Linked DNA regions of Homo sapiens: region 2 is linked to region 1. A link is a loop called in an ENCODE intact Hi-C map of the cell type or tissue named here. Cell type or tissue: IMR-90. All regions are shown on one strand.

Region 1 (8,000 bases):
ATTTTTTTGAGACAGGGTCTTGCTATGTTGCCCAGGCTGATCTCAAACTCCTGAGCTCAAGCAATCCTCCCATCTCAGTCTTCCACAGAGCTGGGATTATAGGCGTGTCCCACTGCACCTGGCAAAGAGAATTTTTGAGAGTTTTCAACAGAAAGAAAAGATAATTGTTTGAGGTGATAGATATGCTAATTACCCTGATTTGGTTATTACACACAGTATACAGGTATACAGGTATTGAAATATCATACTGTAACCCATGAATATGTACAATTCCTATGTGTCCATTAAAAAACAAAGAAAAATAATTTTTAAGGAAATAAAAGGCATATTCTTGGTGCTGATTTGGAAGCATTCATATTCATCAAGTCATCTTCTGTTCACTCTTCTGGTGTGGTGTCTATTAGCTCTTGAATTTCTCCAAGATCCGTATTTTGAAAGCTTCCACCCACTACTTTTTTTTGCCATACCCACAATCTGGTTCATTAGTTCCTCGATTGCCTCTGTCACAAATCCTGTGAAGTCATGCACAACATCTGGACACAATTTTCTCTGGCAGGAATTTATTGTTTGGGGCTTGATCATTTTCACAGCTTTCTCTATAAGACAATGGCATCTTCAATGATGTACAATCCTTCTAGACTTGCATGATGTTCTCTCTGTCAGGGTTCTCTTCCTTGCATTGACACTCCTTTCCATAGAGTACCATATAATGAGCCATAAAGGTCCTTATGACCCCTGATCTAGAGGCTGAATTAGGACGTTATGTTTGGGGGCAATCAGACCACTTTGACTCCTTTGGGGATGAACTCATGGGATTTGGGGAGGCCAAGAGCATTATCCAATATCAAAAGAACTTTAAAAGGCAGCCCTTACTGGCAAGGTACTTCCTGACTTCAGGGACAAAGCATTGATGCAATCGATTCAGAAAAAGGTTTCTCATTGTCCAGGCCTTCTTGCTGTGCAACCAAAAGACCAGCAGCTGGTGTTTATTTTTCCCTTCAAGGCTCAAACGTTAACAGCTTTATAGATAAGTGTAGTCCTTATCATAAACCCAACTGCATCTGCACAAACAATAAAGTTAACCTATTCCTTCCTGCCTTAAACCTTGGTACTCACTTCCCTTCCTTACTAATAAGTGTTCTTTGTGGCATTTTTCCCCCCAGAATAGGGCACTTTTGTCTGCATTAGAAGCCTGTTCAGGCAGCTATCCTTTATCCTTAATGATTTTCTCAATCGTGTCTGGGAACTCTTGTCTGTTGCCTCTTGGTCGGCAGAAGCTGCTTCTCCTGTTATCTTGACATTTTTAAAGCCATGCCTCTTTCTAAAATTATCAAACCATCCTTTGCTGGCATTAAATTCTCTATCTTTAGATCTTTCACCTTCCTTTACTTTGTCACATAACTTTGCTTTTTCTCGAATCACATTAGATTCTATAGGTATGTCTTTCTTATAGCAATCTTAACACCCACATAAAAGCTCCATTTTTAATAGGAGATTATAAGGTATTTCAAAAAATGTACAAGGTTTTTGTGTCTGCTGGCATAGCCACAGTAATGGCTTCAGGAATTTTCTTTTTGACTTTTTGCAATAATTGTTATGCTAGATTCATTTATCTTGAAATAGCATCAACTGCAGCTGCAGCCCTCAATCTGTGGTACATATCAAGAAATCCAGCTTTTTCTTGTAACGTCATAACTTTTATCTGCTTCTTGTGAGCACCTCCAGCATCATTAGTGGCACTTTGTGTGGGTCCCACGATGTGACTTAAGGTTTACAAGGTTGCACTAAACATGATGAAAAATACACAAGAACTGTAACAGGTCACACTTTACTGTGATATGCAACTTACTGGAGATGATTAGCCACACAGTATTTTAAGCAGATACTTGCAACACTTGAGCCCACTGCAATAGCAACAGGAGGGAGCTACGAAATTATTACAGTTCTGAAGTATGTACTATGGTTAATTTTATGCAGTTGTGATTTAATGCTGCATCTTTACGTTTGTTTACATTTCTCTGGACTTGGAATGGTGCCTTGTACAGTCTGTAAGTTTGTATGCATAAGTTTTGATAAATTTCAACTTTTTATAATAGACTAAATTGTATGTACTTTATGGTAGCAAATGATAAAATATTCTCGTATCCACATATATTCTATGCATTCATCACATACTTAAGTTTTTCTTAATTTTTTTTCAATATTTCTAGGCTATACAGCTCATCTGCAAGGTTTTTCAAATCATTGCAAATCTCCAAAAACTTTCCAATATATTTATTGAAAAATATCCATGTATAAATGGACTCAAGACAGTTCAAATCCCTTTTGTTCAAGGTTCAACTGAACTACTATTAATCCCTACCACATGTTGAGTATTTATCATGTGTCAGACACGGTACTATTCATTTTATACACATTATCCTATTTACCATTGTTTGTATCTTCATTTTAATAAAAAAGATCCCAAAATTAATTTAATGAGGTTATAAAGCTTGAAAGTCATATGGCTAGTAAGTTGTAGAAGTAAGGCTCAAAAGCAGGTTTTTCTGACTCCAAAACCACCCTGACATACTTCCTTCCCTGCCAAAAATATGCATTTCCAAGTATATTATTTACAAGTTTGAGAAATACTGGACTAGGTAATAGAAACCACAACGGCAGAGAGCCCCAAGGAAATAATATTTCTAAATAGCCTTGGAGGACTCTGGATTAAAGACAGAAAGGTGAAAACACCCTTTGAAGGAAAAAAAGAAAGTGCTTTTCAAAAAAAAAGTCATAGCCAGCCAGTTATCTTTTGTTAATTGTATCAAGACAATTATTAATTATTCCACTTTAGAGATACCCAGTTGTAAAAGTTGCCTCCAAAAGCAAGAACAGAGATTGGGTTTGCAGGAAATGAAAAAGAAAGGCTTCAAACTGCAGCAGGATGCCCCATTGCAGTCAGCCTCATCTGCTGCTTACAGCCTGGGCCTCAGCATGTTCAGCAAACTTAGGGAACTGGAGCTGTGCATTCTAGTCAGAAGACGGGAGCAAAAGTTGTGCAGATTTTTCAAAGCATATTGTAGATTGCTGGAGTGGTCGGTGGGTTTCCAAAATGCCACTCATATCCAAATCTCTCTAGTACTGCTAAATTTAGGGTCCATAATAAATAATGGATAATCAACTTTGAAATTTATTGAGACACAATTTGAATTGGGGGAAATTACTGTGAATTTAGCAAGAATGCCCTAGGAATAAGAACACAACAGGAACCAAATAGCCCAGACTATGAAAAATAAATATGGTCTTGTGAGGTGATTGGGACCCCATTTTTCAAGGCTGCAAATAGCAAAAAGAGAATGAGAAGGAAAAATAAGGGTTTTCCAAACATTATAAAATGTAGAGCTTCTTGGTTTATAGTGAAATGGACTTGACTCCGGTAGGAAAACCAAGGACCTTGGTTATCATGTTGCTTAGACATTTTGGATGATGTTACACTCAGCATGCATCCTACTAATATTTGGAGCTATATTTCCTTTTTCTAATTCTTAATATTTAATCATTTTTCAAACAGAAAAACATAGCCTGTATTCCTACTGAATTTACCAGGGAGAAATTCTTTTAAAGACACAGTAGTTTATTGGTAGAATTTGTTGGATATCCTGCATTCACCTTCAAAATGGTGCTTATATGTGCACATCTCATGTGTCATTAATCGATTTTAATACTCCATGACTAACAAGTTCTTCTAGAAACCATGTTTCTGTACTGCTGGGAAACAATCTTCGAAAAAATAAAGCTGAACCAGAAATAGAAAGGGTTAGTCTTCTATTTTTTCACACATAGAAAGCATGGGTGCAATTCTGTTTTAATAGCAGAATAAATGGTATAGTGATAATGTTTCACGCTAATAAATTAAATTGGGGTCGCCAATGTAAAATAGAAATGTTTCTGATAGTTATGGCCTGGAAAACGAAATCTGAAAAGAAGTACAATTGCTCCGGAAAATGTTTCTTTGTATTTAAAAAAGGAGACTATCATTTTAACATTTCTCTTAACTTTGCTAAAAATAATAACCGTGACAGAATCCTTTTAGCCCTGCTAACAGGGATGCCAAACGGAAAAAAATAACTAAAGAACCACAGTGACCTCTAGTGGAAAGAAGCAGAATAGGTCTTCATTCACAGCAAGTAGTTAACCATGCAGAGAATGATTTTGCCCATAAAAACATTCTTTCTACAAATAAAATGGAAAGAAAATAATAGTTATTCTAGCCCCAAAAAAGAATTCATATTTATGCTTGGACCTGATTTTTTAGTTGCTAGCAGTTTCAGAGTTGTTTTAAACTATAGAATATGTGGTTGTAATCATGCTATATGCATACTTTTACATGCTCCAATTTAATTTTAACATGACAACACAAGTATTACCCTATGGTATTAAAAAAAAATCTTCCCAAGCACCTTTTTTGATGAGCCACAGTTTACTTAATCTTTCTTTTTTCTAAAAAAAACTTTAAAAGAAACAAACATTTTGCAAAGGAATCCAAATAGAATTAACAAAGCATTGCATAGTAAGGAAGGTTCTAGGGCAACTTACTAAACTCATTGAGATGATTTGTAATCCAAATATCGATTATTAAATGAGCATCTACTACATTCGATTTGCTGATATTAAAAGGACACCATGAAGGACCCAACAAAAAAGGTGATGCTGACAAAAGAAGTGATGCTGGAGGGATATGATCGAGATGATTGAAAGGCACATGCATATGAACAACACGAGGCAGTGCACTGCAATGGGTACCAAATGCCATGACTGACTAAGGAGATGAGAAAGGGGAAAGCATCCCAGCCCTCCAGAAAAGCAACTAGTGAAGCCGTCAAAGGATTGGAGAGTTGAAGAGGAGAAGGAAGATATATACAAGATAGAAGGAATAATAAGCAAAATTACAGAAGCAGGAATTCACAGGGTTTTCTCTAAAGGATGGAGAGTAGATTGTTCCAGCAGAGGACTTGGGAGAGCACACTTCTTGTAACACGAAGGGGGTGAAAAGAACAGGTGCAGAGCATCATCCCCCTCCCAGTCATGGTGCCAGGAGGTTCATGTGCTTTGTTTCAGTTACTCAGCCCAGCCTTGCAATTGCAGTAATGTCACTGATGCCATTTTAAGATGAGAAACCTGAGAGGCTCAAAGGAGGTAAATATTGGCCAGTAAGTGGAAAAGACAAGATTTGAACCTGATCAGTTGTCCTGCGTGGACTGCATTTTCTTAAGTGAGAAAATCTTATCCCTTACCATCATGTTTAATCTATTCCCTTACTTAGAAAAAGAAAACCCTTTTATTAAAGAGAGTGCGATACTGCACTTCAATCAAGACTCTGTCTTAACGATCACAAATATAGGATATTGGCCTCTGAATTAATTACAATCGCAATTAATGGCTTTAAATTCTTTCAGACTCCTCAACCCACAATTTCCTCATGTATGTGAAACTCATGTAGCTGGAAACTATGATACCAAGAATAAAGCTTCTGAACTAGCCTTGATAAAATTGCAGTGAGCCTGGGTGATGGGATCAATCACACCCCAAACCTCAGCATCATGCAATACGCCATGTAACAAATCTGCACCTGCACCCCCTGAATCTGAAATACAAGTTGAAAGTATAAAAAATGAAATAAAATAAAATTGCAGTGAGGTTGACTCCTCTCTTTCCCTTTCAATGCAGAGGAATGAAAGAGGTGGAGTCAGAACAAGAGCAGCAACGAGGCCCCTTGGAGTGGCCTTGGTTTTGTCCGGACTGCTCTCAGGCAGTCCCATGTGCCCACAGTGTTCCTATACAGAGCACACTCACATTTACAGCACCCCTACAAATTGCCTTATGCCCTTCGCATATGTTTATGTGATGCTCATATCCAGCCACCCAGAGTCACAGAGCACAGGAAAGCTGTGCCCACGCAGTTCAGGTGCCGAGTCCTCATATTCAAGTACAGTCCAACAACCACAACGTGGGTTCAGACTCACTCAAGTTCTTTACTTGCATTTCTCAAATATTCTGAAGGAAGTATGTAGGTCACAGCAATACTCTTTTAAAATTCCTTCTTCATCTCTCCTCTTCTTCCCTCACCAACCACAACTACTTTGGCACCTCTACTATTTCAACACGTCCCCCCCCAAAAACTTCCAAATTAAAAACTCCTGCTCTAAAAGATACTGTTAAGAAAACAAAAATACAAGCAATAGGCTAGGAGAAACATGCCTGCTGGGAGATATATTTGCAAAACACAAATCTAATAAAGGGCTTGTATTTAAAATATACAGATAACTCTTTAAAATTCAACAATAAGAAGACAAACAACCCCATTAAAGAGTGGGCAGGATCTGAACAGACGTCTCACAAAAGAAGATATATGGATGGCAAATAAGCACATTTCACATCAGGGAAATGTGAATTAAAACAACAATGAGATACCACTACATACCTATAGGAATGACTAAGACCCAAAACATCGACAACACCAAATGCTGGTGAGGATGTGAGGAAGTGGAGCACTGGGAACCTTCATCCATTGCCAGTGAGAATGCAAAATGGTACAGCTACTTTGGGAGACAATTTGTCAGTTTTGTACAAAACTAAATATATTCTTAACATACTATCCAGCATTGTATTTCTTGGTACTTACCCAAATAAGCTGAAAATTTGCATCCACAAAAAACTGCATACCGATCTCAATAGCAGTTTATTCATAATTGCCAAAATCAGAAGCAAACAAGTTGACCTTCAGTAGGTAAATGGATAAACAAAATGTGGTACATTCATAAAACTGAATATTATTCAGTCATAAAAAGAAAGGAGTTATCAAGCCACAAAAAGACACAGATGAAACCCAAATTCATATTGCTAAGTAAAAGAAACCAGTCTGAAACTGTATGATTCCAGCTATCTGGCATTCTGGAACAAGCAAAGCTATAGAGGTAGTAAAAGAATCAGTGATTCGCGGTTGCCAGGGGTTGGTAGGTGAGGGGTGGAAGAACAAATTGTATAGAGAGAGTACAAAGGATTTTTAGGACAATTAAACTATTCTATGTGATACTAAAGTGGTAAAAACATATCATTAGGCATCTGGCAAAAGCCATAGAATTTTGTAACATAAACAGTGAACTCTAATGTAAACTATGGATTTTAGTTTAATAATAATCTATCAATATTGGCTCATCAATTGTAGCAAATGTAGCACACCAATGCAATACGTTAACAAGAGGGAAATTGCAGGGAGGGGACACAGTATGTAGGAACTCCCTGTTCTTTCTATCTTTTTTCTGTAAACCTATAATCGCTCTACAAAGTCTATAAATGTTTTAAAAAGTTCTTTTCCTCTCCACTTAGAAGTGGTCACTAGAGCCAGCTGTTGTGGGTGCCAGAGGACTGGCAGAGATGTGTCATCCTCCTCATTGCAGTTCTCATGAGAATCTGCCCACATGCTCTTTGACACACTGTCTCTCCTCTTTGCCATTATTTTGTTTACTGGAGGTTAATTTTCATCTTGTTCCACATGGGCTTCTTCTTAAGCCCATGTCACCATCACACTGTGGTTTGTGTGATGCCACATGGCCTTAGAAGACGCCCAGAACAAGATGGTGCACCCATCACCAAGTGGGCTTCACCACGGAGAAACAGCTCACTGGGAGGTAGACATTGCTCCATGGGAAAGTAGTGGTGACATGGAGGAGACAGAACGCTCAGTACCTTCCCAGAGGGATGCCAAAAGGAGCTCCGAACTGATGTGAGCCTCAGGTGCCAGATCTAAAGAGGACCAGGGGCAAGGGTAGCCCACAGGGAAAATGACCTCGCTGCTCTGACTGGTTGTTCAGAGAAATCCTTCTTGGAACCTGTCCCTTCCTTTGATCTTTTGTGAAGCTTTCCTTAGAAAACCGAAACTCAGCGTCTAAGTCTCTTTCTTCAGATCTTCCTGAGTCTACTTCAGAAAGTTCTTTCAGGAAAGGCCTACTTTGGGAGTC
Region 2 (8,000 bases), 70 kb before region 1:
TTTCTAAAAATCATTTAGTAGCACAAATGAATGTTCAGTGTTTGTTTTGGATAAATGTTCACATGTGAGGTTACCCTGGGCAAAAGGACTAATCGCTCTTTCTTTCACCTGCTTTTTTCTTCTACTTTTATCTTGTACTCCAGCCTTAAAGGTGAATCTTTCAAATTTTGATTTACTGTATGATTTTCTTCTTTTTACCACATTTGAGTTTGGTTTTTGTCACTAATTTCTTTTATGTGGTTTCCAAGGCAATACATATTTTTGTAATGAATGTTTTTAAAACACCTCTTCTATTTTCCATTAGAGCTATCTACAGAACAATATCCTCTTATTTGCCTAGCAAACATATTTTATTGTGGATTGTTTGTGTTTTTCCATTTTAACCTACTTCTTTATACAATCAAACTTACAAAACGCCCTGTTTTATATAATGTGAGAAATAAAATACTGAGTGTTGGAAAGGTCCACTCCTGGTCTAATGCTCTATAGATCAGCACATCTCAGCTGCTCTTCCCCACATGTGCTGGCAAGATTCACTAGGGAAACTCCAGCATTTACTCAGTGAGCCAGTAAATGAAATGCTTCCTTAAAAATATCCAGATTACTTAGATAACCTAGAATGTTGCCATATAAAAGCACCTTTTCTGCTTAAAGGATCATCCTCCACCAGGTATAAGAATGTCTCTTTACTATGGAGTCACTTGTACATAGTCTAGTGCCTGACACTGGGTAAATGTTAAAATATTTGCTAAATGTTGCTGATTGCCAACAAATTACATGAGAAAAATGGTGGAGGTTTTTATTTTCTTAAAGAAGACACAAGTAAAATCTTCTTAAGTAGTATACTTCAATATCCTATCATTTATGCAAAGTCTTCCCCATTCTTCACTTTAATTACTTCTATTTCCTCCTATTGATGCAGGATATTTTCTTGACTCCTTCATGGGATTTGCAACAGGGGTGCCCCATTTACTCAGCCTACCCCACTCAACCCCTCGCATGAGAGTGTGCGAGAGTAAACAAGTGCAGGAACCAGCCGGCTGCTTTGGCACCGGCAGGAGAAAACTCCATTCACTTGGGTGCGCCCCACTCCACCCCTTGCAGGAGGGAGCACATAGGCAAGTGAGTGCAGGAACCAGTTGGCTGCTTTAGTGCCAGCAGGAGCAAACTTCATGCAGGCCCCATAGCAGCATACAGACCGGGGTGCCTGCGACCCCAAGGCCCCAGAGGGTGTGTTACAATGCTGTCTTATCTCTACCGTCCACGGACAGCAGTGTGTTATCAGCTCAGTGGGCCCTTTCCATTGTCACATGGGGCGGCTGCCCTCTGCCAGTGAGGGCAAAGGGCCAGTGTGACAGCCTTTTTGGGTACCTGCACTTGGTAGATCCCGAATTCTTGCCTGGAGCTCAACGAGAATGAGGTCGTGTGGATGAACTGAAGGGTGGTAAATGCATTTCTCAGCAGAGAGGGGAGCTGGAAGGGGACAGGAAGGGCAGTTCGCTTTCCCCTGAAGTCAAGTTGCCTCTTCCCAACGTCCAGCCGCTTCTCCTCTCTACTGGCTGAGTCTGGGGTCTTTTAGGCACAGGATGGTTGGCAGGTGGGCCATAGGCACTTTTGCAAAAGGCAACATTCGATTGGTAAAAAGGCCCTATTCAGAAAGATCCAATCAGGAAAGAGCGAGCACACTGGGATGGAAGTTCTCACGTTGAGCTGCGGGTTTAAGGCTTTTTGGCTTGAAGGTGGGGTTTTGCCAGGGACCCACCCCTGTCTGCCTAGAGTTTCTCTGCCTCCTGCCTCTATCACTATCAGTCCTTCTATTTTATCTATACATCTATTAGTCTCCTCCTTCTTCTATTATATCAGTTTTAACATCTTTATGGCGTTAGAAATTTTTATATTTTTTATATTTTTTATATTGAGAATAGCTACCAAATCCATGAGCTAGTACGTTGTTTATCACTCATCATCTTTTCCATCAGACTCTCTCTTTGAAGTACAGTAACATTTTTTAATTCAATAAAAAGCTGTCTTCATTTAGTTTTCAGTCTTGTTTTCTTATTGCAGAAGTATGTTTTAAAAATGTCAAATATAGTAAAGTCATCATAATGCATAAGCAAGTTTTGCACTGCAGAAAAATTGACCACAAATTCTTTTAGTTGCCACAATTGTTTTAATATGCAACATTTACAATCTCCCCCAGAACGTTTTAACTAACCAGATATTTTAAATATAAAATAAAGATGCCTTAATGCAAATACCTTTAACGATGCTTCATTGTTTAGTGAAAAATATAAATCCTTTAGGCTGGCAGCTACAACTTCGCACCGTAGGGCCCTGATGCTCCCTTCTAACCAAATCCAAGTACCTACGTTACAGCAAAAATGGACTATTCCTTATTCTTCAAACATACATTTCATTCTCTCATCTTTGTTCACTTTTTTCTACCTGGTACAACCTCTTCTGTCCCACTTCTACCTTCCATTATTTTCACTTCCTTTTAGTTCTGTTTTAATTGTCCCTCCTTCCACTTTGGCTCTCTTGATCCTACCAACTACCAACTAGCTCAAGAATCTCCCCTTCCACTGAATAAGCATAATGTATACTTGTTTCTCTTACAGCTTTAACATTTTGCCTTTATTGATATTTCTTGCTTTAATGTCCTCCTATATAAGGATAAATAAAGAGGAAAATACTAATCATTTTTACTTATCATTATAGGCCCAGCCATACCAACACAATCCCTTGAACACTGTAGGTCTTCAATAAGTATTTAGTGAGTGTATTAGTTTCCTGGGGATGCTGTAACAAAAAATAATAATAATAATAATACCACAAACTCAGAGCTTAAAACAACACAAATTTATTCTCTTATAGTTCAGGAGGCCAGAAGTCTGAAATCACTTTCACTAAGCTAAAATCAAGGTGTTGACAGGATTGCACTCTCACTGGAGACTCTATGAGAAAAATCTATTTCCTTGCCTTTTTCAATGTCTAGAGTTGCATTCCTTAGCTCATGGCCACTCCTTCCAACTTCACCATCAACAAGTAACATCTTCAGAATGCTTTCTGCACCTGTCTCATCACCTTCTCCTTCATATCAAATCTCCCTCAAATCTCCCACTGCCTCCCTACCATTTTTTTTTTGAAATAGAGTATTGCTCTGTCACCCAGGCTGGAGTGCAGTGGTGTAATCCTGGCCCACTGCAACCTCCACTTCCCGGGTTCCAGAGATTCTCCTGCCTCAGCCTCCTGGGTAGCTGGGATTACAGGCACACACCACTACACCCAGCTAATTTTTGTATTTTTAGTAGAGATGGGGTTTCACCATGTTAGCCAGGCTCACCTCCAACTTCTGACCTCAGGTGATCCACCCACCTCAGCCTCCCAAAGTGCTGGGATTACAGGTGTGCATCACCACACCCAGCTCTGCCTCCCTCTTAAAAGGACATGTGATTACTTTAGGGCCCACATGGATAATCCAGGATAGTTTCCCTCTTCCAAAATCCTTAATGTAATCACATATTTTGCCGTGTAAGGTAATATTCACCCTGTTGCCATTATTCCTAAGTTCTGGGGTTTAGGACATGGATATCTTTGGGAACCATTATTTAGCCTACCATGGTAAATTTAATGTAGCAGCCTTCACTAGTTCTGTCAGTTACTTTTGTCCCTAGATGGGATGATGTAATAAGGTTCTGAATAGTTTACAAAGTGCTTTTATATTTAACCATCAGGACAGCTCAGTGAGTTCAGTATTGTTATTATCTATGTTTTTTTGTTGTTTAATATTTTTTTAGAGACAGGGTGTTGCTCTGTTGCCTCGGCATGATCATAGCTTACTGCAGCCTTGAACTCCTGGGCTCAAGTGATCCTCCTGCCTCAGCCTCCCAAGTAGCTAGAATTACAGACGCATGCCACCACACCCAACTAATTGTTTTTTAATTTGTTGTAGATACAGGATCTTGCTATGTTGCCCAGGCTGATTTCAAACTCCTGCTCTCAAGCTATCCTCCCTCCTCATCCTCTGGAGTTACTGGGATCACAGTCATAAGCCACAGTGCCTGATTTATCTATGTCTTAAACCACAGAGAGGTCCTGTCCAAAGCTGCAGAGTTGCTCTGTGAGCAAGTCGGGTTAGGCAGACTTTTTCCCTGGGACTCCCAGAACCATCAGCCTTTGATTCCTTTCTGGGCATCTTTCCCATGTCCAAAGTGCCCCCTTCTGTTAAAACTTTGTAAGCCACATTCATTTAAAGACTTTTAAAATATAACCATCTGATGTAACATTCAAAATATTTATGCATGCTGAGTCTTCACCTAACAAGCAGTTTCCCCACTGACAGCATCTGATGTCCTCAGAGGTAGCAATTCTACCCCGACAACCTCAGCTTCTGCCTATCTGACCCTGCTGAGTCTTCTGACCCAAGTAACCCACTGGGTCTGCCTTCTATCTCTCCTAGCCTTGTTAGAGAGTTCATTTTCAGAAGCCTTACTTGAAAAAGCTGTTTCTTAGAAGGAAATGACTACCTTTCAGTTAGAACTCTCTACTAATCTGGTAGGAAAATGGTTGGATCTGTCTCTCCTCACTTTTGTACAGTCTGAGTTTTCCTGACAGTCAGATGTCTTAGGCACAGCACACTCCACAGTCTGGCTGCTTCCTGGGTCTCTAGCATCTTCCCACATGGAACTGTGTCTTAGCACAGTTTGCACAGGCATGCCCTCTAATTGGAACACTTACTCTCACCCCTCCTTTGTCTCCCTGACAATACCCACTCTTCCTCTAGGGTTTAGCTGCATCCACCTCCTCTTTACAACTTCCCCCAAGCAGAGCTGACCCTGCTTTATTTTGTCCCCCAGCATATCTGGGACATTTTGCCTACAGTATTTACCAACTGAATGGCATCATTGTTTATCTCCTCACATAGGAATTCCCAAGGGACAAACATTTTGTATAGTTCTTAATCTCCCTGGGTCTCAGTTTCCTTATCAAAAAATAGTGATGATGATAATTCCTGTCCCATAGGGTTATTAGAAGGATTAAATGGATAAATATATGCAAAATAGACTAGTTCCTGGCATATGGAAGTGATCAATAAGTGCTAGCTGTCGTTATTCATGACATTTATCACACTCTGGCATTATTTTAATACGTTTGCTTATAGTCTTTCAACCTGCTTAGAAAGTAAGCTCCATAATGGCAGATATTTTTGTCTGTTTTGTTCACTAGTGTATCTGCCAGAGCCTGGGGACTCTATCATATGCCTGGTATACAGTAGGCACTCATTAAAAATTTGGTGAACAAATACATAAGTCAATAAAACTTAAGCAGCTAACATTATGCCTTTTATATAGTAGGAACACAATACAAGTTTTCTTTAAGTAGATTTTTTTCTTTAGTATCATTTTTACCTACCAGATTCTGAAACTGCACAATTGCTTTTTCAGTGAAGTATTATCCTGAATTTAGATGAAAGACATACCGTCTTCATAACTAAAAGTTCCCTTCTACTAGTTCACTTTGGTTCAAGGTTTCCTCATCTCCTGTATTTTCTGTTCAGTTGCAAGGGGTTTTGGAATATTTTCTCTAGGTGTTAAAGAAATCCTTTAAAGTATCAGCCAGGATACTGTGAAAGATAAATAGAATCTCAGGACCCCAAACTCAGTATGCCAAAAGGAAAGTTAAGCTTGGAAACTGTCACCCATACTGTTTTCCTTTTATTTCCAGATTGCTGTAATTTCACAACCCATGTCATAGCCTCGCTTCCCCTACTCCCTACTTTCACATGTAAAATGTAGGTTTACTGAGGCTAATCAGAGTCTCACAAGAATGTAACCACGTGCCTCACTGCCTACCCTCCTTCCCTCCCCACCCCCCCACCCACTCCCCACCCACTCTACATGCTCTTTTTTCTTTAAATACCAAAGTTCACAAAATCCCCTTTGGAAAAAGCATAGATGACAGATGCTCCTGTGATTCATGTTTTTTCCCTGGTGAGTCCTCAACTTTGGCTAAGTAAACCTCTAATCAATTGAGACCTGACTCAGTCACTTTTTGGTTTACAATGCTTATTTAAATGAATTGAGACTAAATAAAATTAAACATTCTTTTCCTGAGTCACACCAGCCACACCTAAAGTGCTCAATAGCTGTATGTGGCTAGTGGCTACCATACCAGACAGTGCAGATACAGAACACTCCAATCATTATAGAAAGTTCTATTAGATAGGCCTGGTCTACTAAGTTTTGCTTCAGGAACAATCACCACCAAAATCTCAGAGGTTTAATGCAGCAAAAGTTTATTTCTGTGTACCCAAAGTTTACTTCAGGTCAGGATGACTCTAAGGTACTACCTTCCATGTGCTAGCTCAGAATTATAGGCCATTTGGTTTTTGTGGCACTTCTATATCCACATATATTTCCATGAGTGCAGTGGCAGGGAAGAAAACAGTTAAACATACACCAGTTCTTATGTGCTTCCACCTGGAAATGACAGCCATGCCTAACTTCAAGGACCTGGGAAGCCCAGTGCTCTTTGAACACAGAAAGAAAAGGAAATTAGTAAACATTAGTAATATCTGCCACATTTAGCATGACTAAGTTTGTGTTCAAACAACCTCCCTTAGAAACTGCTTATCTGACCAAGGATTTGACTGGAATGGCATGCTTTCCTTTAAGGAGTCAAACTTGACTTATAGGGCCAATAAAAGCCCCTTGGGAAAACTAGCTTCATACTTTGCCTACGCAGTCCCTGTACAGGGTTCCTGACCTGTGATAAGTACAGAATGTCACTTTCTTACAGTCCCAGGAGCCCCACATAACCTTGGGACCTCAAGAGAAAAGGAATTTACCCAGTTCATAGGTATTTAAGGGTACAAACCCATGGCTGAGCTTGGCTTTAAAAAAAGTCTTATCTGAGATTCCTTATGGAACAAAGTTCCATCAAAACCAATTTTAAAAGCCTATGTAAAAAAATTATTATTCTTGCTGCACTTTATACAAATAATCAGGCCAAGTATAATAAAGCAAATTGATCTTACCGTGATTTGTCTTTAGTAAAAATGGGAAACTGCACGGAGAAAAAAAAAATATGTTTCAAGAACTATGGTACATTCATTGTTAGATTCTAGTCTCATTTTTAAGCTTTTTAAAGCTTGTTTCCTGCAATTTAGACTAACCCTGCTTATTCCTGTAAACCAACCAGTGATCTCTGGCTATAGCTCAAAAGAAACAAGAGGGATGGGTAATGTAAAAAAATCTGGATCAATATTCTAATTCTGGGCACATATTGGAATCAGCTAGCAACCCCATATCAGCTTGGTTCCAACAGTTGCCCACTTCATGGAAAGCCTTCTAATTTGGTTTATTTGGGGTAATTTTGCTTATTTTGCTTTACTGTTATGAAATACATTTGCTGTTGTACTCTTTGTGTAGGAATACAGGATAAGTTTACTGAATGTTTTCTTAAATTGAACACTTATTAATCCTCCAGATATTACCTTTTGTCAGAGTTATGAATGGTCCTTACCATGCTGATGCTTTCTGACTAAGCTTGTCTCTCTCCTTAATACAAAGGACACTAATAGTTAGGCAGGAATATCATCACTCCTATTCAGCCTGAAGAATTTATAGAAGGTGGGTCTTCATCCTCCTACAACCCTTAGGATTAAGGGTTCTCTTATAAAAGGGAGGCGAGGGAATATGTCAGAGGTGTTTGAACCAGAGCAGCTCCATCTTGAATAGGGACTGGGTAAAACAAGGCTGAGACCTGCTGGGCTGCATTCCCAGTAGTTTACATACTCTAAGTCACAGGATGAGATAGGAGGTCAGCACAAGATAAAGGTCTTAAAGACCTTGCTGATAAAAACAGGTTGCAATAAAAAAGCCAGCCAACACCCACCAAAACCAGAGTGACCTCTGGTTGTCCTCACTCCACATTGTGCAATAATTATAATGCATTAGCATGCTAAAAGACACTCCCACCAGTGCTGTGACAGTTTACAG

What was found. Hi-C counts contacts between places; a loop is a spot of excess contacts. Peaks named below come from ENCODE experiments on the same cell type or tissue, not always from the same donor. Only the 100,000 strongest peaks of a DNase experiment are listed, where the experiment ranks them.
Region 2: it touches region 1 in a loop (4-fold over the local background); 6 of 110 quality-filtered maps call a loop at or near these places.

Annotation. Positions count from the first base shown.
Region 1 is chr12:58,342,365-58,350,364 of GRCh38, reverse strand. No RefSeq gene overlaps it. Among named protein-coding and RNA genes, the nearest start is that of LINC02403, 260 kb to the right of the region's middle. In IMR-90, a CTCF peak has its summit at 4,129 (motif pointing left); a DNase peak (open chromatin) is centred at 4,094; H3K27ac peaks cover 405 bases.
Region 2 is chr12:58,412,623-58,420,622 of GRCh38, reverse strand. No RefSeq gene overlaps it. Among named protein-coding and RNA genes, the nearest start is that of LINC02403, 330 kb to the right of the region's middle. In IMR-90, a CTCF peak has its summit at 4,221 (motif pointing left); DNase peaks (open chromatin) are centred at 522, 4,172, 6,022 and 6,592; H3K27ac peaks cover 904 bases.